Regions from separate parts of the Homo sapiens genome. Here region 2 is linked to region 1. Evidence: read pairs that join two places in POLR2A ChIA-PET (ENCODE). Cell type or tissue: PC-3. All regions are shown on one strand. Links, peaks and the distances in the headings refer to the core of each region. The heading gives the core; the rest is flanking DNA.

Region 1 (16,715 bases), core at 5,908-8,407:
CGCGGTGGCTCACGCCTATAATCCCAGCACTTTGGGAGGCTGAGGCGGGCGGATCACAAAGTCAGGAGATCGAGACCATCCTGGCCAACATGGTGAAACCCCGTCTCTACTAAAATACAAAAAAAAAAAAAAAAAAAAATTAGCCAGGCGTGATGGCACGCGCCTATAGTCCCAGCTACTCAGGAGGCTGAGGCAGGGGAATAGCTTGAACCTGGGAGGCGGAGGTTGCAGTGAGCCAAGATCACGCCACTGCACTCCAGCCTAGGCGACAGAGCAAGAATCCATCTCAAAAAAAAAAAAAAAAAAAGAAGTCCGTTCATACCTGAGTTTGAATCTCAGTTCTTCTGTTTATTAGCTATCTGGCCTGAGTGAGATTACTTAACTTCCATGAGCCCTATTTTCTCTATGGAATAATAATGTCTATTCCATGGAATTTCAGTAAAATTAATGCAATAATATATATAAATTGGAACCAACCCAAATGTCTATCAGTGACAGACTGGATTAAGAAAATGTGGCACATATACACCATGGAATACTATGCAGCCATAAAAAAGGATGAGTTCATGTCCTTTATAGGGACATGGATGAAGCTGGAAACCATCATTCTGAGCAAACTATCGCAAGGACAGAAAACCAAACACCATTCCCACTCATAGATGGGAATTGAACAATGAGAACACATGGACAGAGGGTAGGGAACATCACACACCGGGGCCTTCCAGGGGGTGGGGCGAGGGGGGAGGGATAGCATTAGGAGATATACCTAATGTAAATGACAAGTTAACGGGTGCAGCACACCAACATGGCACATGTATACATATGTAACAAACCTGCACGTTGTGCACATGTACCCTGGAACTTAAAGTGAAATAATAAAAAAAAAAATAAAAATATAAATAAAATAAAAATAAATTGGGTGGCCTATAGGAAGGTCCCTAGTAAGTGTTTGATAGTATCATTCATCTTCAGAATCACCCTCTATGTCAGGCATTTATAATTCCCATTTCTCAAATAAGGAAACGAAGTCCCACCCAACTAGTAAGTGACAAAGAACTAAATTAGATGCAGATCTCCCTGGTCAAGCCAAGGTCTCTCTCCTACGCAATCCTCCTTGACAAAGAAAAGATGGAAAGGGCAATAATTTGTCAGTTACAACACAGTCATGTTTTAGGTAAATTTGAGTTACATGTATTTGAAATTGTGTAATACAGAACATTTATAAGGTCTCATTTTGTGCTCAAAATGAGAAATGGTGCAAATCCCCCAAATTAAAATAAAATCAAGAATTGCTCATGTCAAAGCTGCTCAGACAAGTGAATTGTAAACGTGCCACTTCAGTTCTAAAACAGAAATCCTCTCTTCCTTTTGCAGATATCTCATAGACTACGCTGTTGTTCGCATAGCTCAGAACTCCAAGTGATTTTGTTGACAATTGAAATGTTGTTATAATTGAAAATACTTTGTTAACATCCTATGGCCATGTCATGTGAGCATTCATAATGTGATGGCACAGAAAAGCACCAGAAGCAGTGCATTTATTCTGCACTTTAGATGTCATAAAAAGGCTTTGCAGAAGACCGGACAGCCATTATGATATGATATGCTTATAATTCAGCAGATTGATTTCTGCAAAATATCAGAGATCATGCCGAAGAAATGAAAAGCACCATTAAAAAGCAATTATGTACCCAACTGGTGTAGATTTATGTGCATTGGAAATCTACTCTTTCATACTTTAAATGTATTAATGTGGGAAAAATTGCTTTGAGTTACGTAAGTTTTGAATAATGCAGTCTTCAGGAATGTATTCATTGTATAAAATAAACTCATCCTAAAGATATTAGCATTTACTTCTAGGAACTAAAATACCCAATGCATTTGGTAACTAAATTGCTCATGATAATTTATAAATTGAAAGTTTGATTTATACATCAGTCTCTAAGGAGCTTATCATGCGTAACCTCTGGGGACACTGAGGAAAATGAATTTTTCCAGTTTGTAAGCCTAGGGCCTGCCTTTGCACTGTGTCAGCTTAGCATGTACTAGCATGTAGCATATCTGGGTGGACCTCAGTTTTCTCTTTCCATATTGACCAAACTTGGACAAGAGCCAAGGCTTTCTGAGAGGCAAGCAGAAGATGTACAGTGGTATGCACTACATGGTTAGTAAGAGGAGCTACCACTTATTGGGTGGTTTTTTTTTTTTCTATATCAGACATGATTCTAAGTACTTTATGTACATTATTTTATTGACCTAAAAATCTATGTGCATGAACAAATGAATAATCGAAAGCGCAGGAATGTTGACTAACTTGTCCAGATTATTAATTAAGATGTGGCAGAGATGATTGTTCCAATATCTCCAATTTATTTTAAGTATTTCCATATATACTGTGTGACATCATATGTGTTGCTTTCATTAGGCCACAACCCAGGTGGTCAATTCTCTTTTTATTTTTTGTATTTAGAGACAGGGTCTCACTATGTTGTCCAGACTGTCCTAGAGCTCCTGGACTCAAGTGATCCTCCTGCCTCATCCTCCCAAGTAGTGAGATTACAGGCAAACGCCACTGTGCCAGGCCCAGGTTGTCAATTCTAAGCAAGAATTCTAACCCAGGTGGTCATGGGGCAATCGATCCAGGAAGTCTGTGCCCAAGCAGCAGCTGCTATACATGCTTCAGTTATTTGTATCTTGACCAACAGCTACTGTGTTGCCAATCAGCATAGGGAATGTCAGGCACAGGTTTTTATTTCTGATCCTAATGACTTGTCAAATAGCATGATGGATTTTAGAAATAGGCTCTAATTTGGGCGTTAAAGGTGTTTAAAATATGTGGCTTGGCTAAAGTATTTTACAGATACTCGCACAATTCCACAAATAGAATATAATGACCTTTGACCCCTGTAGTCTTCACTGTTGAGCTATAGCTCTGGGCTAAAGCCCTAACTGGTTCCATGTAAAGCCATGACTCAGAGGATCACAGCTCACTCTCCATCCAATGCCAGCTGTCAAGGTAACAGAATCCTGTCTCTAAAGGTTCAGCATGTCTGCTTTGGATGACCTTGTCATGCAATGTGGTAGATGAAGCACCTAAAGTGACAGAGAGTTGGGGCTTCTTTTAGCCTTAAAGAACCAGCTGCAGAAATGGCTCTGGACTTGCTTGCTAATAAATGTTTGCTAAATAAACAAGCAACTACATAAATAAATGTAGCAGAATTATAACCTGGAAGCATAATTGTGAGGAAGGGAGTCGTTTCAAATCTATTCTGAGATTATAGAAGGAACCAAGAGCTGTGTCTGACCAAAGTGACTCAGGTGAGTTTTCAACATGGATATTGAACCCAGAACTGTTTGTCTGTCTCCAGAAGCAGACCTTGCTCTTTAGAGAAACACCTATGCTGGAAAAAAAAAAAAGCATCATGGTTTCAACTACAGGGTCTCACTCTGTTGTGCAGGCTGGAGTGCAGTGGTGCAATCACAGCTCACTGCAGCCTTGACCTCCAGGGCTCAAGCAATCCTCCCATCTCAGCATCTAAGGTGAGATGTTTCCTTTTCCGTTTCCAGCATTGGTGATGTAAGCCTTCTCTGTTTTGTTCATGATCATCCTCATGAAGGCTTTACTTTTCACTTTGCTGAATTGTACAGTGTCATCTAGTTCATTTGGCTTTTTAAAAGAAATCTTTGTTATGTCCTTCCTTCTATTATACTTTCTTTAAGTAAAATTTTCTGTTTGTCTTCTAATTCCTTCAGGCTTATTGATTTTTAGCTTTCCTTTTTTTTATTCTAAATACTTGACACAAATAGAACACTTATGGGAATATACAATCCTATAACAACAACCAAATTTTGCATCCCAAGAAAAATGTAAAGTTAAGACTGTGTCCAGCTAGATTTATTTATTTATCTTAGAAACAGGTTCTTGCTATGCTGTCCAGGCTGAAGTGCAGTAGATATTCACAGCAGTGATCAAGCACATGGCAGCCTTGAATTCCTGGGCTCAAGCAACCCTCCTGCCTCAGCCTTCTAAGTAGCTGGACTACAGGCGTGCGCTCTGTCACCTGGATCTAATTAGAATTAAATTAATGCAGCTCAGTTTATATTTCATCATTACATTATTTGAATTCCATCACTAAAAAGACCCATTAAATTTGGTAAATTAAAAACATCAGGCTGGGCACAGTGGCTCACACCTGTAATCCCAGCAATTTGGGAGGCTGAGGTGGGCAGATCACTTGAGGTCAGGAGTTCAAGACCAGACTGGACAACACAGTGAAACCCTATCTCCACTAAAAATACAAAAATTATCCAGGCATGGTGGTGCATGCCTGTAATCCCAGCTACTGAGGAGCCTGAAGCACAAGAATTGCTTGAACCCGTAGGTGGAGGCTGCAGTGAGCCAAGATGGCACCACTGCACTCCAGCCTGGGTAACAGAGCAAGACTCCGAATGAAAAATAAAATAATAATACTAAATCAAAATAAATAAAAGAATAAAAACATCATTTACAGTTTTGCCCCCAGCTTCACCAGTCCCACCAAAATAACGGAGAGTGGCTTAAAAAAAAAGATATTAACTAACAAGGACAAAGAGAAAAAGAAAGTAGAAAGGAAAAAGAAATATTTTGGAAGCTGGAGAGCATACGGAACAAGTGATTACCAGCTTAGCTGACCAAAGGAAGCTAGAACCAATTGGGGGCAGCCTGAAGCGGGATGATTTGAGACACAGAACCTCAGAAAGTTGTGGCTCAGGAGTTGGTGGCCCAGGGTGCAATTGAGGCTGAGAACAGAAGACTGGTTACAAGCCTGTACAAACAGAGATGCACAGATGCCTCCAGATCTGCCAACCGCTATCTCCCATCTCAGAAGTCCAGAATTGACCCTCCAAAGAGGGTTAGCCAGAGAGACTCCAGCCTCAGTGACATCACGGCAGGGCACCATATAGAAAACTGGGGATCAGCTGGAGTTCTACACCCTGTGGGGCTCATCCCTTTCCCTCCACTCCAGTCTCAGAATGATGGCAGTCAGGTTTATAATTCTCAAATCAAAAAGATTTGAGGAAACTGTCTAGATTAAGAGAAAAGACCAAAAGAAACTACAAAATGGGACTTTCCCAATGAAACAGCCCAGCAAGATCACTGTACAGAAAAGTTCATCCATTGGCGAGCTCCCTCCAGCTCTCAACACCACCATGTATGTGCATGCACACACATACACACATATGCACACACATATACACATGCATGTACACACACACTACACAACTTACAATCAGCTTTTTAGTGCTTCACTTTTAAATATGAGAAAAGAGTCAAGGAAGACCAAACATCTGAGAAATTTTCTAATAGAAAAACTGAGATAAAAACAAATAAGATTTTTATAAGAGCTCAGTAGAAGCAGAAATAATTTTTAAAAAGCAGAAGAAAATTTCAAAAAGCTATAATTGATGTGTCCAGAGGAAAAAAATGAAGGAAATTAGAAAGTTACATGAAGTAGAAATGTCAGAAGATAAAGTTTGGGAAAGTAAAAAAAAATTTCAGAGATGGAAAATACACACACACACACACACACACACACAAAACCCATAAGAAATAACACCAATTTTACACAAACTCTTTCAGAGTTTGAGAAGGTAAAAAAATATTTCGGAGATGGAAAATATAGGAAAAAATTAAAGACCTGATGAAGAACTATAATATTCAAATAAAATGGGAGTTCCAGAAAGAGAGAACAGAGAAAATAGAAGGGTTGCAACTATTCAAAAAATAATTCAAGAAAATTCTTCAGGCCAGGCATGGTGGCTCATGCCTGTAATCCCACACTTTGGGAGGCCAAGGCGGGTAGATCACCTGAAGTCAGGAGTTTGAGACCAGCCTTGCCAACATGGTGAAACCCCGCCTCTACTAAAAATGCAAAAATCAGCTGGGCATGATGTGGCATGCCTATAATTCTAGCTACTCAGAAGGCCGAGACAGGAGAATCACTTGAACCCAAGAGGCGGAGGTTGCAGTGAGCTGAGATCGCACCACTGCACTCCAGCCTGGGTGACAGAGCAAGGCTCTGTGTCCAAAAAAAAAAAAAGGAAATTCTTCAGAGCTGAAGGACATGAGTTTTCATATTGAGAGGCATCACAGGGTCTCCTACATAAGGGGTTTAGAAAGTCCCATACCAAGACACATCATTATAAAACGCTGGAATTCCAAGGACAAAAAGAAGATTCTAAATACATTCAGAAAGGAAATAGTATGCCTCATTAAACAGGTAAAATATCAGACTTCCCAATAGCTGCACTGGAAGCTAGGAGAGCAACATCTTTAAATTTCTAAGGAAAAAATATCTTCAATTTAGAATTCTAAACCTAGTCCAATATCAATCATGTATGAGGTTGAAAGAATTGTATAGATATTCATGATCTGGAAGCTGCAGGAGGATGTGTTCACCCAAAATGAAAGTGTAAAATGAGAAACAGGATGTCATGGGACCAAAAAAAAAAAAGAGGATCCAATACAGAGGAGAACTGAAAGGAATTTTGAGGTTAAGAAAAGGAAATCCCAGGGTGACAGCTGGGTGGCAGATTTTGAGAGCAGCCAGTCCAGACTGCAGCAAGGGGAGAGAGAGCTCCAGGAAGGATATCTTCCAAAAAAGGGTTTACGCTGGCAGAACATATGGAGAGGAGATTTCCATTTCTGAAGCAGGGTTTGGGATGATTTCAGTAGAGGTAAGGAGTCTCCTCCTATCCGTGGGGATATGTTCCAAGACCCCCAGTGGATGCCTGAAGCCACAGATAGTCTGAACCCTACATATACTATGTTTCTTCCTATATGTACAGACCTGTGATAAAATTTAATTAGGCACAGTACTCTTGGGGCCATTATTAAGTAAAATAAGCGTTACTTGAACACAAGCACAGCGATAACTGCAACAGTTGATCTGATAACCAAGATGGCTACTAAGCAACCAATGGGCAGGGAGCACAGACCTTGTGGATAATTCTTTTTTTTTTTTTTTTTTTTTTTGAGACAGAGTCTTGCTCTGTCGCCCAGGTTGGAGTGCAGTGGCGTGATCTTGACTCACTGCAACCTCTGCCTCCTAGGTTCGAGCTATTCTCCTGTCTCAGCCTCCTGGGACTATAGGGATGCGCCACCACGCCTGGCTAATTTTTGTATTTTTAGTTGAAACGGGGTTTCACCAAGTTGATCAGGCTGGTCTCGAACTCCTGACCTCAAGGGATCCACCCGCCTCAGCTTCCCAAAGTGTTGGGATCTCAAGGGTGCGTGAGCCACCACGCCCGGCCTAAACTTTTTATTTCTTAAATTTTCCACTTAATATTTTTGGGGTTGAATATGTAGTAACTGAAGCCACAGAAAGTGAAACCATGGATAAGGGGGATTGTCGTACATAGAAAACTAAGCAAAAAAGAAAAAAATGAGATGATAACCTCCAGTGAAAACAAATAATTGAAAAAGAAAGAAAATATAATAATGTTTTATGTGGCTCAGCTATAGATATTTTTAAAATCATAGTTATGTAAACACTAAATATTAATCTTAATTTATGATAGAGATATATTGTCAGATGACAGGAGGAGGTGTTCAGGGAAAGATGTGTAAATGGTGTAACAAAACTGAATCATAATTATTTTATAATAAAAAGACAAGAGATAATAACAAAAACTGAAAAGTCAATATAACAACAGTAGTGCCAGGCACTGTTAAAAGTGCTTATTTTTAATGCATTAATTCCTTTTGTTTTATTTATTTATTTATTTATTTATTTATTTATTTATTTGAGGCACAGTCTCGCTCTGTCACCCAGGCTGGAGTGAAGTGGTCCAATCTCAGCTCGCTGCAACTTCTGCCTCCCAGGTTCAAGCAATTCTCTGCCTCAGCCTCCTGAGTAGCTGAGATTACAGGTATGCACCACCATGCCCAGTTAATTTTTGTATTTTTAGTAGAGACAGGGATTCACCATGTTGGCCAGGCTGGTCTCAAACTCCTGACCTCAGGTGATCCACCCGCCTCGGCCTCCCAAAGTGCTGGGATTACAGGCATGAGCCACCGCACCCAGACTGAATTAATTCCTTTTAATGCTCACACTAACCTTATGAAGTTTAAAAACCCATTTAATGGATGAGAATATGAAAAATAGTGATATAAGCATATAATTTAGAAATATGGGGGCAAACTCCAGAAGCAACAGCTATAAGAAACAAAAGTAATTGCCTCCATGGAGAGGAAATTGGATGGAAAAGGGCATGTAGAGGTCTGCTGGTTTTCAATAGAAACCTTGGTTAGGCGCAGAGGCTTTCATCTGCAATCCCAGCACTTTGGGAGGCTGAAGTGAATGGAATGCTTGAGCCTAAGAGCTCAAGAGTAGCCTGGGCAATATAATGACCTCATCTCTACAAAAAATACAAAAATTAGCCAGCATGGCGGTGTATACCTATAGTCCTAGCTACTTGGGAGACTGAAGTGGGAGGATCACTTGAGCCTGGGCAATACAGGCTGCAGTGAACCATGATCATACCACTGCACTCCAGCCTGAGTTACGCAGTGAGACTGTCTAAAAAAAAAAAAAAAGACGAAACCTTATGAAACCATTTTTTTGTTTTGTTTTGTTTTGTTTTGAGACAAAGTCTCACTCTGCTGCCCAGGCCAGAGTGCAGTGGCATGTCTCGGCTCACTGCAACCCTGCCTATCAGGTTCAAGCCGTTCTCTTGCCTCAGCTTCCCAAGTAGCTGGGACTACAGGCGCACGCCACCACATCTGGCTAATTTTTGTACTTTTAGTAGAGACAGGGTTTCACTATGTTGTCCAGGCTAGTCTCAAACTCCTGACTCAGATGATCCACCTGCCTTGGCCTCCCAAAGTGCTGGGATTACAGGCTGAGCCACTATGCTTGGCCTGAAACCATTTGACTTGTTAAACTTTGTACATATAAAACTTTGATAAAACTAAAGAATCAATTAAAAGACATCAATTCAATAATTTATTAATCAATCAGTGATAATGGTTTGGCTCTTTGGCCCCACCCAAATCTCATGTTGAATTGTAATCCCTAGTGTTGGAGGTGGGGCCTGGTAGGAGGTGACTGGATTATGGGGGAATTGGTCTCTAATGGCTTAGCACCATCTCCCTAGTGGTTTCTCACGATGGAGTTCTCTCAAGATCTGGTTGTCTAAAAGTGTGTGGCACCTTCCCCTTCTCTCTCTCTCTTTCTCTCTCCTGCCACCATGTGAAGATGTGCTTGCTTCACCTTAGCCCTTCTGCCATGATTGTAAGCTTCCTAAGCCTCCCCAGCAATGCCTCCTCTACAGCCTGTGGAACTGTGAGTCAATTAAACCTCTTCTTTTCATAAATTACCCAGTCTCAGGTAGTTCTTTATAGCAGTGTGAGAACAGACTAATACAGAAAATTGGTTTCAGATAAATGGGGCATTCCCATAAAGATAACTGAAAATGTAGAAGTGACTTTGGAACTGGGTAATGGGCAGAGACTGGAAGAGTTTCGAGGGCTTTGGAAAAAGTCAGGAAGATGAGGGAAAGTTTGAAACTTCCTAGAGACTTGTTGAATGGTTTTGACCAAAATGCTGATAGTGATATGGACAGAGATGGCCAGGTTCATGAGGTCTCACTTAGAGATGAGGAACTTACTGAGAACTGCAGTAAATGTCATTCTGCTATGCTTTAGCAAAAAGACTGGTGGCATTGTGCCCCTGCTCTAGGGAATCTGTTGAATTTTGAACTTGAGAAAGAGGATTTAGGGTATCTGGCAGAAGAAATTCCTAAGCAGCAGCAGAGCATAAAACTTTGGAAAATTTGCAGCCTGGCCATATAGTAAAAAAGAAAAACCCATTTTCTGAGGAGGAATTCAAACCTGCTGCAGTAAAGATAAGCCAAATGTTAATAGCCAAGACAATATAAAAATGCCTCCAAGGTATTTTAGAGACAGAGGGCTGGAGGACTAAGAGGGAAAAATGGTTTCGTGGGCCAGGCCTAGGGCCCCCCACTCTGTTCTGTGCAGCCCCAGGACATGGCACCCTGCATCACAGCTGCTCCAGCTCCACCCTTGGCATAAAGGGCCTCAGATATGCTTCAGGCCTCTGCTTCAGAGGGTGAAAGCCATAAGAAGCTTTGGCACCTTCCACATGATGTTAAGCCTGTGGGTGTGCAGAGTGCAACAGTTGAGGCTTGGGAACCTCCACCTAGATTTCAGAGGATGTATGAAAATGCCTGGATTTCCAGGCAGAAGTCTTCTGCAGGGGTGGAGCCCTCATGGGGAATCTCCACTAGGGCAATGTGGAGGGAAAATGTGGAATTGGAGCCCCCACACAGAGTCTCCACTGGAGCACTGCCTTGTGGAGCTGTGAGAAGAGGGCCACCATCCTTCAGACTCCAGAATGGTAAATCCACCAACAGCTTGCACTGTGTGCCCAGAAAAACTTCAGGCACTCAATGCCAACCCATGAAAGCAGCCACAGGGGCAGTACCCTTCAGAGCCACAGAGGCAGAGCTGCCCAAGGCCTTGAGAGCCTACCTCTTGCATCAGCATGCCCTGGATGCGAGACATGGAATCAAAGGTAACTATTTTGGGGCTTTAAGATTTAATGACTGTCCGCTAGGTTCAGACTTGCATGGGGCCCGTAGCCCCTTTGTTTTGCCCAATTTCTCCCTTTTGGAAAGGGAGCATTTACTAAATGTTTGTACCCTCATTGTACCTTGGAAGTAACTGACTTGTTTTTTATTTTACAGGCTGATAGGCAGAAGTGACGTGCCTTGTGTCAGATGAGACTTTGGACTTGGACTTTTGAGTTAATGCTGGAATGAGTTAAGACTTTGGGGGACCATTGGGAAGGCATGATTGTGTTTTAAAATGTGAGAAGGACATGAGATTTGGGAAGGGGCAGTGGTAGAACGATTTGGTTTGGCTTTGTGTCCCCACCCAAATCTCACGTTGAGTTGTAATCCCTAGTGTTGGAGGTGGGGCGTGGTGGGAAGTGATTGGATCATGGGGTGATTTCTAGTGGTTTAGCATCATTCCCCTAGTGCTGTCTTATGATAGAATTCTCACAAGATCTGGTTGCTTAAAAGTGTATGACACTTTCCCCTTCTCTCTCTCTTTCTCTCTTTCTCTCTCTCCTGCCACCATGTGAAGACATGCTTGCTTCCCCTTTGTCCTTCTGCCATGATTGTGAGTTTCCTGAGGCCTCCCCAACCATGCATCCTGCACAGCTTGTGGAACTGTGAGTCAATTAAACCTCTTTTCTTCATAAATTACCCAGTCTCAGTTAGTTCCTTATAGCAGTGTGAGAACGAACTAATACAATCAATAAATACATATTCACAACAAACCATTTTTAATTAACAAAAAACTATGCTTCTTGTAATCATTTCTATGTGAAAAACTCACAGAAAGCAGGCCTTGAACATTCCTCTAGTCAGCCTAGGCTTCTGGTGATGACTTTCCCTGGCCTGCAGGTTCCCAGTTCAACCAAACTGCCATCAATTTCCGCCCATGGAGGCTGGAGGAGTTCTGTGGCACAACTTGAGCACCACTCTTCCTCCAAGATGTTTAGCAAGTGTGTGCACATAAATCAGATTAAAGACTCAGCCTAAATCAAAAACATGAAGAATCATCCTTACAAATGCTTTAAAAACCATGAAAGCCCTGAACAATCACCTTTCATTCAAACACCCGCTGAGAACTATGTGGTCATTTGCTATATTTTCTGAGAAGAAATCAAATAAACAAATAGATATAATAATATTATAACATCTAGTTTTAATTAAAACACAAAATTAAACATAACATTTACTTTGGTCAGTTTTAAGAATGATAATTCCACTGATACTTTTTGGAAAACACTTGCTTATTAATGCTGGAGAGAGAAAAACCAAGAATAATGAATGCTTAGCTCATTATTCAAACTACCCTGGAGTCCTTGTTTTCATCTCGTCCTAAACCATTCACATTTCAGGCTGACAGTTTTTCCACTGTCACTCAAGGCGAAAACAGACGACTCCTTAAATTATGTTAGAAATAAATTAGCTCCCAGATAACACACACTCCATGTAAGAAAGAAAAGAAAGAAAGAATAAGTCCCGAGGTAAATTAACTCCTGGTGTACATAATGAAACTTTACCCTCAAGCTCCAATGCAGTGATACAAATACCAAAAATTCTGCCAATGACTGCACAATCTGTTTATTTGTGAGAAGGTGGAGGAGAGAAAAAGAAGAGCACCAGGTCCTTAGACAAATAAGACCATATTGAAATGACCCCTCTTAAAAATGGACTTTATTTTTTAAAGCAGTTTTAGGTTCACAGCAAAATTGAGTAGAAAAAAAATTGATGAGAAAGTACAGAGAGTTTCCATATTTCCCCTGTCCCCACCCGCCACACGCACAGCCTGTCCCACTGTCAACATCACCCACCAGAGTGGGACATGTGTTGCAGTTGATGAATCTACATTGACACATCATCGTCACCCAAATATTACAGGTTTTAACAAGTGTATGACAACATGTATTCACTATTACAGTGTCGTATAGAATAGTTTCACTGCCCTAAAAATCCCCTGTGCGCCAACTCTTCCTGTCCTCCCTAGCTAGCACCTGGCAACCACTGACATTTTCGCTGCCTCCATAGTTTTGCTTTTTTCAGAATGTCATATAGTTGGAATCACACAGTGTGCAGCCTTTTCAGATTGGCTTCTTTCACTCAGTAATATGCATTTAAGTTTCCTCCATGTCTTTTCACGGCTTAATAGGACGCTGACTTTTAAAAGAATCATTTCTACTGTAGTATTGGATATTTATAAATATAAATATTTATGCCTTAAAACTTTAGAAAAACACAGTACCCTTCCACTGATATGCTAGGATACCTCTTATCTTTTCTACTCCCGAGGTGGGTTCAGGAATTTGAGAGAGCCCATGGCCAATCGTTCATTAATGCATTCAGTGTCTGTCATCCACCATTGTTGCAGTTATTATGGATTCAAATAACCCCAATGCTTAGTGGTGTACTCCATTTATTATGCTCAGAGACTCAACTGTGTGGGTTAAGACTTGGCCATGGCACACCAAGGATACCCCGTCTCTGCTCTGCAATGTCTGAGGATTCAGCTGGAAGACTTGAGAACTGGAGGATGGGATCAACTGAAGGCTCATTAATTCACTCATCTATCCTGGTGGGTGAAGCTGGCTGTTGGCTGGGGGCATCTTTCACCCTCCACATGAGCTAGTTGAGGCTTCCTCATAACCCAGTGGCTGGTTTCAAGGGTGAACATCCCTAGGGAGAGAGCTGCAGGCAGAAGCCTAATTGCTTTTTATAACATAGCCTTGGAAGTCAAGCAATCTGTAGCATTCCAATTATCAAGACAGTCACGGAGTCAGCCCTTCCCCAATCCTGAGTCTCTGGAGAAGACGAATAGATTCTGCCTCATGATGGGAAATGGAAAGTTTGTGGAAAAACATGTGAAACTGGAAATACTGCTGTTTCTATTTTTGGAAAACAGTCACCTCTGTAGGGCAAGGACTTTGCCAGGTCTGGGGATTCATAGTGAAAAGCCATGGTTTCTGATCTCAAGACAAGAGAGAGGATCCATAGAGTAGGTTAACAAGCAACAACTCTAATGATTTTAACTTCTAGACTAGTGAATAACTGAAGCATTTTAGAAAACAGGAAAAGCCTCATTGATATGGATAGGAGACAGGGAAATACTGGGTAGAAGAGGGTGGTTCCCTGGCAAAGGCCCCACCCTGAAGTCCAGAGACCCTCGGCCCTAAATGGAAACAGGCATTTCTGTTTTTGAATGCAAAATTTGCCTTTTGGCCCGCCATGCCCCCCTATCCTGTACCCATATAAACCCCAAACCCCCAGGTTCCAGAAGCAGATGGGCAGACAAGGAGACAAGCAGAGGAATGTCAAAATGCTGCGGCAGAAAGAGAGAAGAGGAGGAATGTCTCAACACTAAGAGTTTAGCCCGGGGCGGTTCAGCTGCCGGAAGGCCAAACTCCAGGAGAAGCCCATCTTCCTACTCCGTCCTCCCTTCAGGTTCTCCATCCATCCTGCTGAGAGCCACCTCCGCCATTCAGTAAGACCCCCACATTTATCCTTCAAGTGCATGTGTGACCCAGTTCTTCCAGGATGCTGGACAAGAGCTTGGGATACATAAAGCTGTCACACTGGCCCTCTGCCCTTGCTCGCTAACACTCAAGCCATTCGCAGACGGCTAAAAGAGCACATTGTAACACGTGCCCACTTGGACTCCTGCACCTGCCCATCTGCATGCTTTCCATCCTGTAAGGGGTTTGAGTGGTGTCAGCAATCTAACAGACAAGCCACACCCTTGTTTCACGTCCTGTGAGAGGGGTCAGGGAACTCTTCTGTTTCATCATTACCCAACTTTGGAACTCAAGAAAGGACTCACAGGGAAATTCTTGCAGAATCTCGTGGAAAATCTCACATGTATTTGTGAAAATACAATGTGGATCTGTGAGATCCCACTTCAACACAGGCCACGGGGCCACCTTCTGCACCCACATGGGTTGTTTTAAGTCTTCCTTAGTCTCCTTGAGAATAACATGATGCTATGATGTTGGCAGGAATCTTCCACACCTTCCAAAACATGACAATATGGGTCAAGCCCGTGCAGAGACTGTGGCTCCTGCTTTGGGAGTCACCTGGAATTGTTGAGAGATTAGCAAATCCCAGAACCAGGTTTGTTAGAATTAACTGCTCAACCAGATTGTATTGAAAATGGTCTGAAGTCAAAGACGACAGACGCAAACGGGCTAAATTGCTCAGTTAATTCTTCCATTTCTCTTCCTCCTAGTTGTTCTAGCTTCAGGGAGGACTCAGGAGAGTACTGTTTGAAAACCACTGATCTAGTTTACACTTTCATTTTACAGAGAGGAAACTGAGAGCCACAGAGATTCAAGTGACTCATCCAAGATGACCCAAACCCTGGGGTTTGTTATTGTTTTTCACACTATGCAAAGCACTAAAAAACATTCGTTTGAAACAGGTGAACAAAAGTCTAATTTGTAGTGAGGTCTAGGGGAATGACTGTCCAGTCAATTCCTCAATTCATGAAGGAGCATTTGGGACGCCACAGAGGAACATACACAGGTATCCCTCCTCCTACCCGACACCATTCAGGAAGAGCGGTTACCCCTCCAATGCACTGAAGCAGATTCATTTCCCTCAGGACTGTGGGAGGCGACTGAGGCTGAGTGAATGATACAGCCTTTTAATTTGTTTTTAATTGTCGTGTCCTGGTAACCCTTCCAAAGACCCTTCACGGAGAGTAGTTTTATTTTTCCACTTATTAACCGCATTCACTAGACTGGAAAAAGAATTCCCTATCTCCCAAGAACTCTCCCTTTCATTCTTGTAATTCCTTTTTTTTTTTTTTTTTTTTTAGCACCAGGAAAGTAATGTGTGTAAAACTAGAGCCAAGTATATTGTGGTTTCAAATACAAGCCTGTTTGGAGCAGAAGCCCGTGGGATTGCTGCGTTTCAGCCTCAGGGGATGGCCCGCTGATGGCCTCGGCCTGTGAAAGGGAGGGGCTTGAATGGCCCTTTGATTCAGCCCAAATCTGGGGGTGGAGGGTGGGGAAGGGGCAGGCCTGTTATTTGACACTTTCTGTTGGGCTTGGCCCAGGCCTCACTCCTTATGCAGGCCTCCCTGGAGCCTGCAAGCCCTCTCTGAGGACGCACTGACTTAGCAAGCGCTGAAATGCATAACATTCCTTGCTGCTTAGGAAGTAGACCAGCGATCCCCAGGGCTCGCGAATTCCCTGCGCTTTGAGAATGGTGCTCTTTATAACGTTCCCCATCCAAACACACACACAGACACGCTACACACACATACCCCAAACATACACACACACGCGCACACACACTCCACACACACCCAAACATACACGTACACACACACTCCACACACACACACCCCAATATACATACACATGCACACAATAGACACACACCCAAACATGCACACACACTCCACACACACACACCCAAATAAACACACACATGCGCAAACTACACACACATTACACACACACCCATACACACACATCCAAAAATACACACACACAAACTACACACATACTACACACACACACAAACATACACACACGTGCACACACACGCTCCACACACACATCCCAACATACACTCTACACACACGCCACACACACCCCATACACACAGGCACACAATCCACACATACACTCCACATACACAAACCCAAAACATACATACTCTACACACACACCACACACATCGCAAACAACCACACTCTACACACACACAAACATAGACACACCCGCACGCACACTACACACACGAGCCAAACATACATACTCACACACATTCTATACCACGGAACAACCACGCTCTATACACACACTATACACACACTTTATACACATACCCCAAAACACACTCTCCACACACCTACACACACCCCCAAACATACACACACTCCACACACACCTATACACATACTCTACACACATGCACTCCACAGACACAGACTCCCAAATATAAATATACACACACACCCATACACATACATGCACACACACTACACACACCCCAAACATACATACTCCACACACACATTCTACACACACACTCCCCACACACGCTTCATACACACACACTCCACACACACACACCCCATACACACACACTCTACA
Region 2 (11,784 bases), core at 2,216-4,715, 180 kb before region 1:
TATATCCATGCATGAGCCAATGCCCATGGCAATTAAGGCTACAACCTAGAGGCCTAAAGGTTGGACCAGTAGCATCCAAGCCTTGCAGATGCTATACCAAGTGGGAGGGGTAGAATGGATGCTGGAGAGTAAACCACAATCCACCACAAGCCAGGACCTGAATTCATAGCTTATGGCTCTAAATCCTAGGGGTTTTTTTCCTATACATTACATGTTGTTGTTCTTCACTTGTAGATCTTATGACTCCAAGTAAAGCTGCTATTTTTGCCTATAAATGTGCCTTAAAAGGCCCTCAGGTGACCAGATGTCTTTTCCAGCTGCTGCACACCAACACTGGACATTTCTTTGTGTGTGCTGCCATGATCTGTGAAGTCTTCTGCTTTTTTGGTTATTTCTCTAACTCATGTTCCTCTAGATTCTTTTGCCCCATTCATTTTTGTTTCAAATACATTTTTGTCTCTTTGTGTCAGAGCCCAACCAGGAAGACAGAAATCATTCCGAATATTTAAAACAGAGGAAAGTTAATGCAATGAGATGAAAGAAACTTAAAAGCCAAACAAGGGATGGTGAGGCAATCCAGAGACCAGCAGCAGCAGGAAGTTGCCGCCACTCCTAGGCTGGAGGGACAAAGGGAGGAGGTGATGCTAGCAGAGCCCAGGGACTGGGATTACCCAGAGGAAGCTGGAACCATGACAGACTTCCTGTGCAAACTGGAGTCGTGGAAGAGAGGGAGCAGCTGCCAGAGATACTACCCCAGGACAGAGGGAGAGGGAAAAATACCCTGACGTCTTCCTTCCTCCTGCTCATCAAACTCCCACCAGAGCCTCCCATTAGCCAAACTCAGCTAGAAGCCAGCTAACACAGGGCCCTGAGAACTGCAGCCGGGAGGGGTCAAGCCCCTCCCACAATACAGAACAGGGGAAGGAAGGGTGAGGATCTCACATCACACAGTCCAGAACCAGCTATATTTGCATGACAAATGTCATACATGTTCACTGTGGAAGTTTCAGAAAATACAGATATGCAAAAATAAAAAGGTAAAAATCATGTTCTATTAGTTCTGAAGAGGTAAGATCCAATCAGCCAGTCCCAGGGTACTGCTGAATGCTACCTGTTTCTCATTAATGATTGAGCAAGCCATGTTCTAGTCTTCTCCCTATCAATAGGCCAAGCACTCTAGCAGTTTGACATTTTGTTATACACACTCTGAGAAATTCAATTTCTCCCTTCTATTAAGTCAAAAGTAAAAAAACCAAAACCAAAAAAAAAAAAACCCCAGATTTTAGAAAGGTTGTTAAGAAAAACTTTATTTCTTCTAGGAACCTGTTTTTGCTTTTTTTCCCAGGTAACATGTGCCATATGATTTATCAGGTTTTCTCTTTTTGCCCAGGCTACTAGGAAACTCAGAGATACATCTCATGCTCCAGACCAGCAACTTTAACCCTTTGGGTAGGCGTGTGCTTCTTCCCTCTTCTGCATGTTCCAAATTGTATTTTATCATATCAACTCTATTATGCATGTGTGTGTGTGTGTGAAGAAGACAGGGATGAATATAGCCACAGAAGGGAGAAGACCTTGAGTTATTGCCCCAGAGAGTTGCTGGGCATCACTTGCCCTGTCCAACTTTGTCCACTCTATGCCAGCTGCCCAGCACTGGGAGAGTCATCTGCCACAGTAGAACAGACTTTTCTGTCACCCTCCTCAACAGCAGATGGCCGCTCTGCACTCATCCGTGTCATACATCATTGCTGAGTGAGACACCACCAACCACTGTGCAAATCACTAAGCGTCTTTGCCTCCAACTCTGTGGTAGGCTGGGAATTATGCCTGCGCACTCAAATCCACTCTATTTCAATAATTTTTCAGCTAAGGGGGCTCAACTGAGCATCGTGACAATGGTAAGGGGTGGAGCTAGGGGCTGTCAGTGGGATTATGGTTAGATTTTTAATTAGATGGGGCATTTTAATTAGGTTGGGCAAAAGCTTTTTCAAGGAGGTGAAAGCATTGTCTCCTCCGGCGAGCACGTCTCTGGCTTATTTAGCTTCCTTGATTCACAAGTTAGTCCCTCTTGAAGTGTTTTTCTTGTACTTTGTTTATTTGAGGCTGATAGTCTGGGCATGGGGCCCAGTTTAATATAATTTTTACTGTTGCTACCACATCCCAAATTCTATTGAGATGGTTGTTATCATTGTTGTTAAGACACCTTACAGTGTCAATTACCAAGGCCAGGTGTACTCCCATACTCCCCCCACCCCAGCGCACCCCTTTTCTTTTCTTTTTTTTTTTTTGAGACGGAGTCTCGCTCTGTTGCCCAGGCTGGAGTGCAGTGGCGCGATCTCAGCTCACTGCAAGCTCCGCCTCCCGGGTTCACGCCATTCTCCTGCCTCAGCCTCCCGAGTAGCTGGGACTACAGGAATCCGCCACCACGCCCGGCTCATTTTTTGTATTTTTAGTAGAGACGGGGTTTCACCATGTTAGCCAGGATGGTCTCGATCTCCTGACTTCGTGATCCTCCCGCCTTGGCCTCCCAAAGTGCTGGGATTACAGACATGAGCCCCTCCGCCCGGCCCCCTTTTCTACTTCACCTATTAGAAATGAAGCTGATGCTTACTCCCGTGCCATTGAGACAATGTGCGTTTGTGACTCTGTAGCATAGCAAAGTAGATATTTGGTAATTATCTGGATAATTTGATTGCGATAGGGAAATAGTTCCAATCACTTAGGTCCTAGAGTTTATCTGTGAGTCTAAAGAACATGAAATCTCCCCCCACATTGCTTATAATTTCCTCTGAGTTCTATAAATACATAGGATGCTTTTACAGCAAATTTCCCTCCCTAATTATGTTTTACATAATCTAATACATTCATATTAGTTTGCCTCCTCTAAGCATATAGCAGCCAAAAGATACCTTGGCTGGAAGGCTAGAGAGGGAAACTGACCACAGTGCATCATCAGTGTAGAGTTAACAGCTGACAATAATAATATAGATTCAGCACTGACAAAAGAAAGGAAATAGTGCAACATTTGGTTTGAAAAGTGTGTGTGTGTGTGCGCGCGCGTGCGTGTGTCTGTGTGTGTTCCAGTGTTCCATTTGGGTCAGACCCTTAGCATGACTTTAGAATGCAGGCGTTTAAGGTGAGGGATTGTAATAATAACCCACTTCAGGAGTGTGGACATTAGCCAATAGACATGCACCTCTGGCTTCCCGCCAAGACCTGAGGTGGAGCCCAGGCCTGGGCTTGTCCACAAGGTTCATGTCTTCAGCAGATACAGTCTTGCTGCAAAGTTGTACTGCACTAACAATGAGACTCACTGGAAAAATAAATAAAATGCTTTAAATGTTTAAATGCATTTCCAAGTATTCATCTTCCAAATATTTAGACCCTGAGCCAATTTGGGCCAAGAGCCCAAGCTTCCTGTACATGCAGGATGGTTCCAGCAATCTCCTGAAGATCAGCAAATATGTAACAACTTAAAATATCATCCTCTCAGAGCCAAAAGAATAATTCCCTAGGTATTGCTCCAGGAAATCAACTTGCTGTCTCTGTCCGAAGTCCTCCTTCATAATGTCTGTAGGAACACATTAGTTTTAGTAACTTTAGTAACTTCTTACAAAGGCCTCCATGAGACCATGGTCTGTGTCCGCTGTGAGACTCCAATATAAACAGGAGTGGGAAAGGAGATTTGAGAGTAGAGACGTGTAGGATGAAAAGGGAAAAGGGAAGAGAGAGAGGTGCAGAAAGAACAAACAGCCTATTGAGGATATTGGTAGCCATAGAAGGTTTTGATGCCTGCACCAAGTCTCGAAGGGTAAGTCTGAGTAAACCAAGGTTGTTTGGTTTTGTTTTGTTTTGTTTGCTTTTTTACCAGAGGGGAGGGGTGTTGGAAAACGACTTCCTTTTGCATTTAAATTTCTCTAAATTCAGTAGTCAGGTAATTTATTCTCCTTTTTCCAGCCATATCCATACTAAAACATTTTATTTTCCTTTTTCTTTCTAAGCCACCACAGCAAAAAGAAAAAAAAATCATAGCACTGCCAAGGAATTTATCTACTTCTAAAGTTCAGCAATCATATCTTTATCTAGGAAGCTCCACAAAATAAAATAAATACTTTCCATGTAGATTTTGATTCTAGGGTACCTGTATTAGTGTTTTGTTCAGTCTTCCTCGTGGACTAAGTAGAACAGTGAAGTTGAATCTTACATGCACTCAACTTTTGTAAGTTCAATTATATACGAGACAGAGAGAGAGAGAGAGAGAATGAATGTTGGTCTTAAAAAGCATGTGCCCCAGAGTGAACATGAGAAATGAATCTATTGTGCCTGAACTGACTGCATGCTCATAGATAACTCACCATGCAGTCTCTTGCTTAAAATACACATTTCTCATATACATGACCCCAAAATTCAAGCAAACTGCTTCACTGATACTCAAACAAGAAAACAGCCCTGCTTTCCAATGATGGAGGGAAAACTGGCTGAGAGACAGTGTGCCAGTCTCTGACATGACACCTCCCTAAGAGAGTTGCATGAGTAGTTTTGATAACCTGTGATTTTCATCTTGGGGCTGACTTTAGAACCTGACCCTCTCATCAGCCACATCTCTGCTGAATTAACCCCCCTTGGCAAATGCAAAAGTAAAAAGAAGTGGGATCATTTTTCCAATATCTCTGAATTTGTGCCAAGACTAGAAACTTTGCTTTCTCAAACTCCATGGCCAACCACAAAGCACATTGCAATCTCTTTAGCCTTTTCACCAATTTGGAGTACAAAAATGGTCCACAGACAAAAGCCACAAGAGACAGGGAGCCATTTGTTCTTTTATTCACCAAATATTTGTGGAGTGCTAATGATGTAACAGGCACAGGATTTAGTAGGGAGCTACTGCTGAATGAAAAGAGTCAAAAGCCCTACTTTTGACTTGGCAATTATCAAGCTAGCTTGGTAACCTACTGTTGACTTGGCAATTACCAAGCTTGTTAGCTTGCTGTGTGACATTGGAAGAATTACTCGACCTCCCTGAGTTTCCTTTGCCTACTTCACCAAAAAACGTGAAACAATACGGCACATAAGTCCTAAGGTTTCTCTCAGTTATATATTATGTGAAATTGGCTTAGAAATATTTTTTAAAACTTGAGAGAAATATAACAAACTTCCTTATAGCAACGTTTGTCTATTACTAACAAGCACTTTGCCCCGGTAGCCTTTTTTCTCAGCTTTGCTCCCCAATGTTACGGTCAATTTCACCACCTATCTCTCTTCCACATGCATCGACATTAGCTGCTCCCCGTCTCCCACTCCTGGAGCTTCCAGTAGACACATAAACGAAATGAAGGGGTTTCTTCCTAGGTTTTGTTCCCTGTCATAGTTGCTGTTGTTCAAGCCCTACCAGAGTGATTCAGGCTTCAGTGTTTTGATTAAAAGTAGTGATAGCCATGTTGTGGACAAAAGATATGGAAATAGATCTCTTGTATGATTAATCATACTTTCGGTTGTGTAAATGTTTCATTTTCAATGACTACATCATCGGTAATATGACTTTTGTGTTATATCATCAGGCATGTGGACCTGTTCACACTTAGTTATTGAATTTGGCATAATAATGGCTTAAGCACCAATTGTCTTTATCCCATCTAACTGAAGGAGTAATAATAGCAAACATTTGGTTACTCTGGGGGGAAAAGTTCTATAAAATGCTTAAATGTTTGTGATACTATATCAAGGAATGTTAGCCAAATATTACTTTCTGCAATACCCACTTCTTAGTTGTTCTATTCAATCAATAAATGAATATTGGAAGAAGGCCTACTCAATCAAGAGTTGTGCTTAATTCACCCCACCGAGCATTCAGGAGAAGACCAAGTAGAAGTGTACAATTTCCTGAAATAAGAGGAGATATGGTGGCAAGCCAGGGATGCCTCAATTTGAGTGCCACTTTTGTAGGTAGCTAGATGTTTGATCCCCAAGTAGCTACTCTGTCATTTTGAGCTTTACATTCTCCACAAGGACTTTAATAACCCCTGCTTCATCTTCTTCACAAAAATTTTGTGAGGATAAATTGATGATGTAAAAAAAAGAGGAAGAAGTATCACATGTACATAATGCTTACTTGCCAAGCATTTCATATATATTCACTTATTTAATTCTCATAACAACCCTGTTTTATAAGAGACCAGTCATTGAGAGGTTAAGCGGTTTGTTAATAAAAGGTGGAGTTGGCATTCAAATTGAGAAAGCATTCATACTTTTATCCCCTATATGATAATAAATTATACAGAGGTAGCTACTAAAATATATTTAATGCATAGAAGGGAAGAAACAAACTTTTTTCACCCTCTCCCACTTTTAACGGAAATGTGGAGGTGGGAGAAGATAAATATCTGCAATAGTTTTAATGCACACTACATGATTAAGATGACTTTGCTGGGTTAATAACAATATGTTTCACATTCTGTAGTTTTTCTCACAAAGTTATAATGCTTTTGATCTATCAGGTTTAAAAATATCATGCATTTATGCAACAATTCCTTATTTTCCTCCTGAATTTGCATGCTAATGAATTAAAATATTTTTTTAATATCACGACACTACGAATTGCTGGACTCAAGGGAATCTAGTATCTCTCGCATTCTGCCTGCTTCTATAAAGCAGGCTGAAACTTGAAAATCAAAGACACCAGCAACCTTCCAGCAAACAAAGGCAGTCATTATGTTTTCTGCACTTAGGAGCTTTTACTCTGCCAGGCAGATACAGAGAGCACTCATCTCTTTCCAACTCCCAAATCTCTTGACTTCCTCTTTCTCCTTCTCTCTGGCCAGGGCCTTTTGAGAGAGATGGCCAATAAGCCCCTTGTTTCAAATCTTTGCAGGAACAAGTAGATGCTACTCTCAGTGTCCACTAAACCATAAGTCCTTTGAGGATACAGGAAGACATCCACCAATCTCAAGATCAAAATGTGATAAGAGGAAGTCTGCAAGCAAAGAAGATGTTACCCACCACCACCTCTTACAGAAATGGCAGAATCTCTGGGAATAGTAAGCAGTTTATTCTATTCTTGCATGTTATATATACTAACCAAAGGTTCAGGAAAAATACTCTCCACTTAGTTTTACCTTTTAAAATATTCCTATTGTACAACAAAGTACACTATCAAGAATTGGGTATTGGCCAGGTGCGGTGGCTCACGCCTGTAATCCCAACACTTTGGGAGGCCGAGGTGGGCAGATCACTAGAGGTCAGGAGTTCAAAACCAGCCTGGCCAACATGGTGAAACCCCGTCTCTACTAAATATAAAAAAAAAAAATTAGCCGGGTGTGGTGGTGGGCACCTGTAATCCCAGCTACTTGGGAGGCTAGGGCAGGAGAATCACTTGAACCTGGGAAGTGGAGGTTGCAATGAGCCAAGATCGTGCCATTGCACTCTAGCCTGAGCAACAGAGTGAGACTCTGTCTCAAAAAAAAAAAAAAAAGAATAGGGTATTATAATACATATTCTCTCTGAACCTCATAATAGCCTCATTCTATTCTACACTTGAGAAGGATCCAGTGATAGGATTTGAACCCAGGTTCAACAGATTCCAAAGCTGCCCTTTCCTTAACAACATACTGTCCCTGCATGGATTCCAGGGATCAGAAAATAGTCACGTATGATCATATTTCTTTTTTTATTCTATGTTCTAAAATATGTATAATTGTACATTATCAGGAAAATAACAAAAAGATCTAAAGAGAATAGGAGGAAAGTTATCTGAATTGTTCAGGTTTTAATCACTAAAAGCAACACATCCACACCAAACACATTAAAAAAAAATCTCCTTTGAGTTTACAACTCTTGTGATGTTTCCCCAGCCTTGACTGCTAGGAAGAAGCAATTGCATAAGCCCAGAAAGGGCTACCAATAGACAACCAAATCAACATAGAAGGTAAACTTGCAAATAAAATGGTTTAAGATGGGATTGACTGCCGGAAAATCAGAGCAGCCATCTCTTTTTAACATGTCAGTACATGTCCCAAACAGTGTCCTCCAACCTATAATTTGCTTGTATAGTCCAGTCAAGAAGGACTGACTGCCCAAGGGCGTGGAACTGTGTCTTCTCTCTTGCCAACCCCTTTCTTCCTCCCACTAACAATCCAGCAGATTTCAGTCTCAAAGACAGGAGTTTAGACTTGATAGCTCTACACTGACCCTATCCCATCCCAACAAACCTAATGTTTGTATCTTCACTTCTCTGCAGATGGTTTTCACAAAGAAAGCATTCCTAATCACTCAGGGGGAACTAGGTCACCACCACAAATTGTCCTCCAGTTAAAAGCATGAACTCTTCTGGACACGAATTCTCTTCTGAGTGTGAGGATGCCATGACTGTGATACAGGGTAAAGTGGGATGGAGTGCTTAATCCCCAAGAAAGTCCATCAGGAATAGGAGAAGGCCAGTTTAAGAGCATTTAATGTTGTCCAACAAGTCCAACTGAAATCGGGAGTGGTTAATCCTCATAAATATAATATCTATCATTAGTTATTCAGGAAATATGGGAAGTCAGTACCAAGTCAGATGGTCCAAAACACGCAAGTCAATTAAGCAGCCTGAAAGAGGTGACACGAGGCATGAGTGATGCCCAAAGAAGGTGACACGCCCAGTGTAGCTGGTTACAAAGCAAGCCTCCTGATAGCTGGATGTGTTTTGAAATACTTGTAAAGTCCTTGGTAAGCATCTCCTATTCTTGTGATAAATAAACACTACCAAGGAAAAAGTACTAAACCACTCAACTGAAGTTTGAATTGATAAAGAATGGTAATGTGCACAATACTGAATGACCTTGGAGCCTCTTTGATCTGTGCGTTTCTATATTCAGCTCAAGGTCCCATTGAAACCAAGGAGTTTATGTTTGGGCCAATAAATAGAGCTAATAAAAGTTCACCCTTGGACTGGGACTCTTTGAATGGCTGGAACATGGGTCATTTATGGTGTTTGATGACTGTGAATGCCAACAAAACTACTACTGAGTATATATGGCTTCTTTTACACCCTAGATGAGAAAAGCCTGCCTGTAGCATGTAGGAGAGTAAAAAAGAGAATAAGCAACCTGATGCCACATATTGAAATTTCATTTGACAAATATGCATTGAATATCTACTATGTGGCAGACAGCCTTCAAGCAGGAGGGATACACAGATGAACCAAATGTAGGCCCTGCCTGTGAGACTCCAGACTGGACAGAATGCACTTAAGTCCACATAGCAGTAATACACGTCGGACTGTGAGGATGGCTGAGCAGAAGGAAGAGCAAGGAATTCTCTATGGGAAGACTCTGGAAGGCTTTAACAAGGATGTGCTCTTTAGCTGAACCTTAAAGCATGAGTGAAAAAAAAGAGCAGAAAAAGGTGGTGTTTTGAGCAGAGAACAGACACTGAGCAAGAAGCAGAAGAGCAGAGGAGCCGAGAAAGCTGGACAGAGTTCTAGAAATGTGGCATGGAAGGAATGAAAGGTCTGAGGAGGGAAAGGAGGTCAGGACCAACTACGAATGGTCTGGAATGACTTGCTACACGTGGATTTGACTTTATTTGTAGGCCGGGGGGTTGTAGAGGTTTTATATTTTTATACATTTATTTTTTAATTTTCATATTTCAACAGAGCTTGTTTCAAGTAATTCTTATGTAAAACATGAATGTATACAACAAAAACAAGCGGGTGATGTTTCATTAGTACAAACGTGCTTTTATAATCTTAACTTTATTAAGCTTGCTTATTCTTAAGTTAACCAATGAGAACAATTCTAATCGTCTGCACATGAGTCAAGATTTTGCACTCTGTGCAAGTGACTGAAAACTCAATTCAAACTAACTCAGGAAAAAAAAAAGTGGGGGAAGGGAGGAAGAAGATTTATTACCCATATAAATCCAGGAGGGGTTCTGGGATTCAGGAATCAGTTGATTGTGGGGCTGAAAGAATATTATCAAAGCTTCAGCTGATTTCTCAGCTCCATGTCCCCTCTATAGTAGCTGCTTCATTCTCAACATGAGCATCCTTGGTAGTCCCCAGGAACGCTGGGCTTAGAATCACCTTTACAAGCGGCAATCTTCCTTTCCTACCAAAGCCCACCACAGTCCCAGAACTAAGCCTCAGCGACCTGGCCCGCCTCACATGTCCATCCCTGAACCTGTGGCCAACACAATGGTGTATCCCAAATGAGCATGGTGGGTCCTGCATACATCCAGGTCTCGAAGGAAAATCGAGCTGCTGTCACCGGAAGGAGGATGCACAGGAAAAAAAAAACACAGTTTATTCTATTTTGACCAATGTGAAAATTTTAAATTTAGGATAAGGGATTGCAGGTTTATACCAGTTTTAACACTCACTTTGTTTCTGTATTTTATTTGCACAGTATTGAGAAAATTCTGATTCATTACTGGTAACTGTTTTTTAAATAGCATACCTGTTTAAATTACACCTGGAACATTCAAAATAGTCTTAAATTAAACTTGTGCCAAAGTGTAAGTAGGTTGAAAGTCTGAGCAATGGGAAGTTTTATTTCAAAGTTTAATTCTACAAACAATCTCCTCTGTTAATTTAAGTGTTCACTGGGAAGATGTTTCTCAAATGTATCTATAATATCTAACAAGAAATTCAACAATGTTACTTATTTTTTAAACTTAGTATCTCAGTAACTATTGCTCAAAGCTTGAGTGTGATAAAATTAATGTTTTGCTCTTTGAGTCATAAAGTTAGGTTTCAACTTAATTGCTGGCATGCTATCAGCAAATGTAAGCATGGTGATATTGCAACTTCACATTGCCAAACTGAACTCATTCAGTTTCTTGAAAAACATCAGCAAGTTTATGCAACTCTGTTATATCAGAGAACTATTTGCTAAGTCTCATTTGGGATACAATATTTAGTGATTTCTTGTCTCATTTGAAAGAGTAATAACAACACCTTGCCTCAAGACAGTTGGTAAGTGTACTTTCCCAGGAGAAAGTACACTGTGGAACCCACAACCCAATACATTCCCAAAAACTATAAAAAGGCTGAAATTGGAATCTCCTGTCTCATTAAACTGACAATGTAAAGGAAATCGCTAATCACTGTTTTTGCTTTTGTTTTTTGAGACGGAGTCTCGCTCTGTAGCCCAGGCTGGAGTGCAGTGGCGCAATCTCGCTCACTTGCAAGCTCCGCCTCCCGGGTTCACGCCATTCTCCTGCCTCAGCCTCCCCAGCAGCTGGGACTATAGGCGCACACCACCACGCCCGGCTAATTTTTTGTATTTTTAGTAGAGATGGGGTTTCACCGTGTTAGCCAGGACCGTCTCCATCTCCTGACTTTGTGATCCTCCCGACTCGGCCTCCCAAAGTGTTGGGATTACAGGCGTGAGCCACCGCGCCCAGCCTAATCACTGTTTTAAGAGATGCTCATGTCACCTTAATAGCAAGTGCTTTTCTGTGCAACTTGCCATGTCTTATTCAAAATCACATTTCACCAAGAAAATTCCTCAGCACTTTGCACCACTTCATCCCATTCTGCATAGCCTTATTTTCCTAATTGGGCTAACATGACTCTTTTCTTAGCCTGAGAGCCCTGCAAGGGCTGGAACTCTCTTATTATGTGCTTTCTCTCCATTGAGCTTACTAATGTATACTCAGAGCTTAGACTGTAAATGTTTGGTGAATAAATTATGTATGTATGTATGTATGTATGTATATTTAATGTGTTTTATTTACAAAAAAAATTAAAGGAAAATTTTCACCAAGCCATTGTTTCAAATAAAATTCTTTTTTTTTAATTTTTTT

What was found. ChIA-PET counts read pairs that join two places held together with the same protein. Peaks named below come from ENCODE experiments on the same cell type or tissue, not always from the same donor. Only the 100,000 strongest peaks of a DNase experiment are listed, where the experiment ranks them.
Region 2: POLR2A ChIA-PET joins it to region 1 with 11 read pairs; 2 of 35 experiments call an interaction of 5 or more read pairs at or near these places.

The regions. Positions count from the first base shown.
Region 1 is chr4:38,737,551-38,754,265 of GRCh38, forward strand. LOC105374413 (a long non-coding RNA gene) reads left to right here and starts at 6,572. Exons shown (of 6, transcript XR_925231.2): 1 at 6,572-6,717; 2 at 7,791-7,911; 3 at 10,750-10,824; 4 at 11,153-11,240; 5 at 13,044-13,189; 6 at 13,882-15,501. In PC-3, for the core only: no CTCF peak of the experiment used is centred there; no DNase peak of the experiment used is centred there.
Region 2 is chr4:38,562,219-38,574,002 of GRCh38, forward strand. It overlaps LINC02278 (long intergenic non-protein coding RNA 2278), which reads left to right and starts at 1,785. Exons shown (of 3, transcript NR_146991.1): 1 at 1,785-1,898; 2 at 6,869-7,034; 3 at 8,234-11,742. In PC-3, for the core only: no CTCF peak of the experiment used is centred there; a DNase peak (open chromatin) is centred at 3,273; H3K4me3 peaks cover 557 bases; H3K27ac peaks cover 1,902 bases.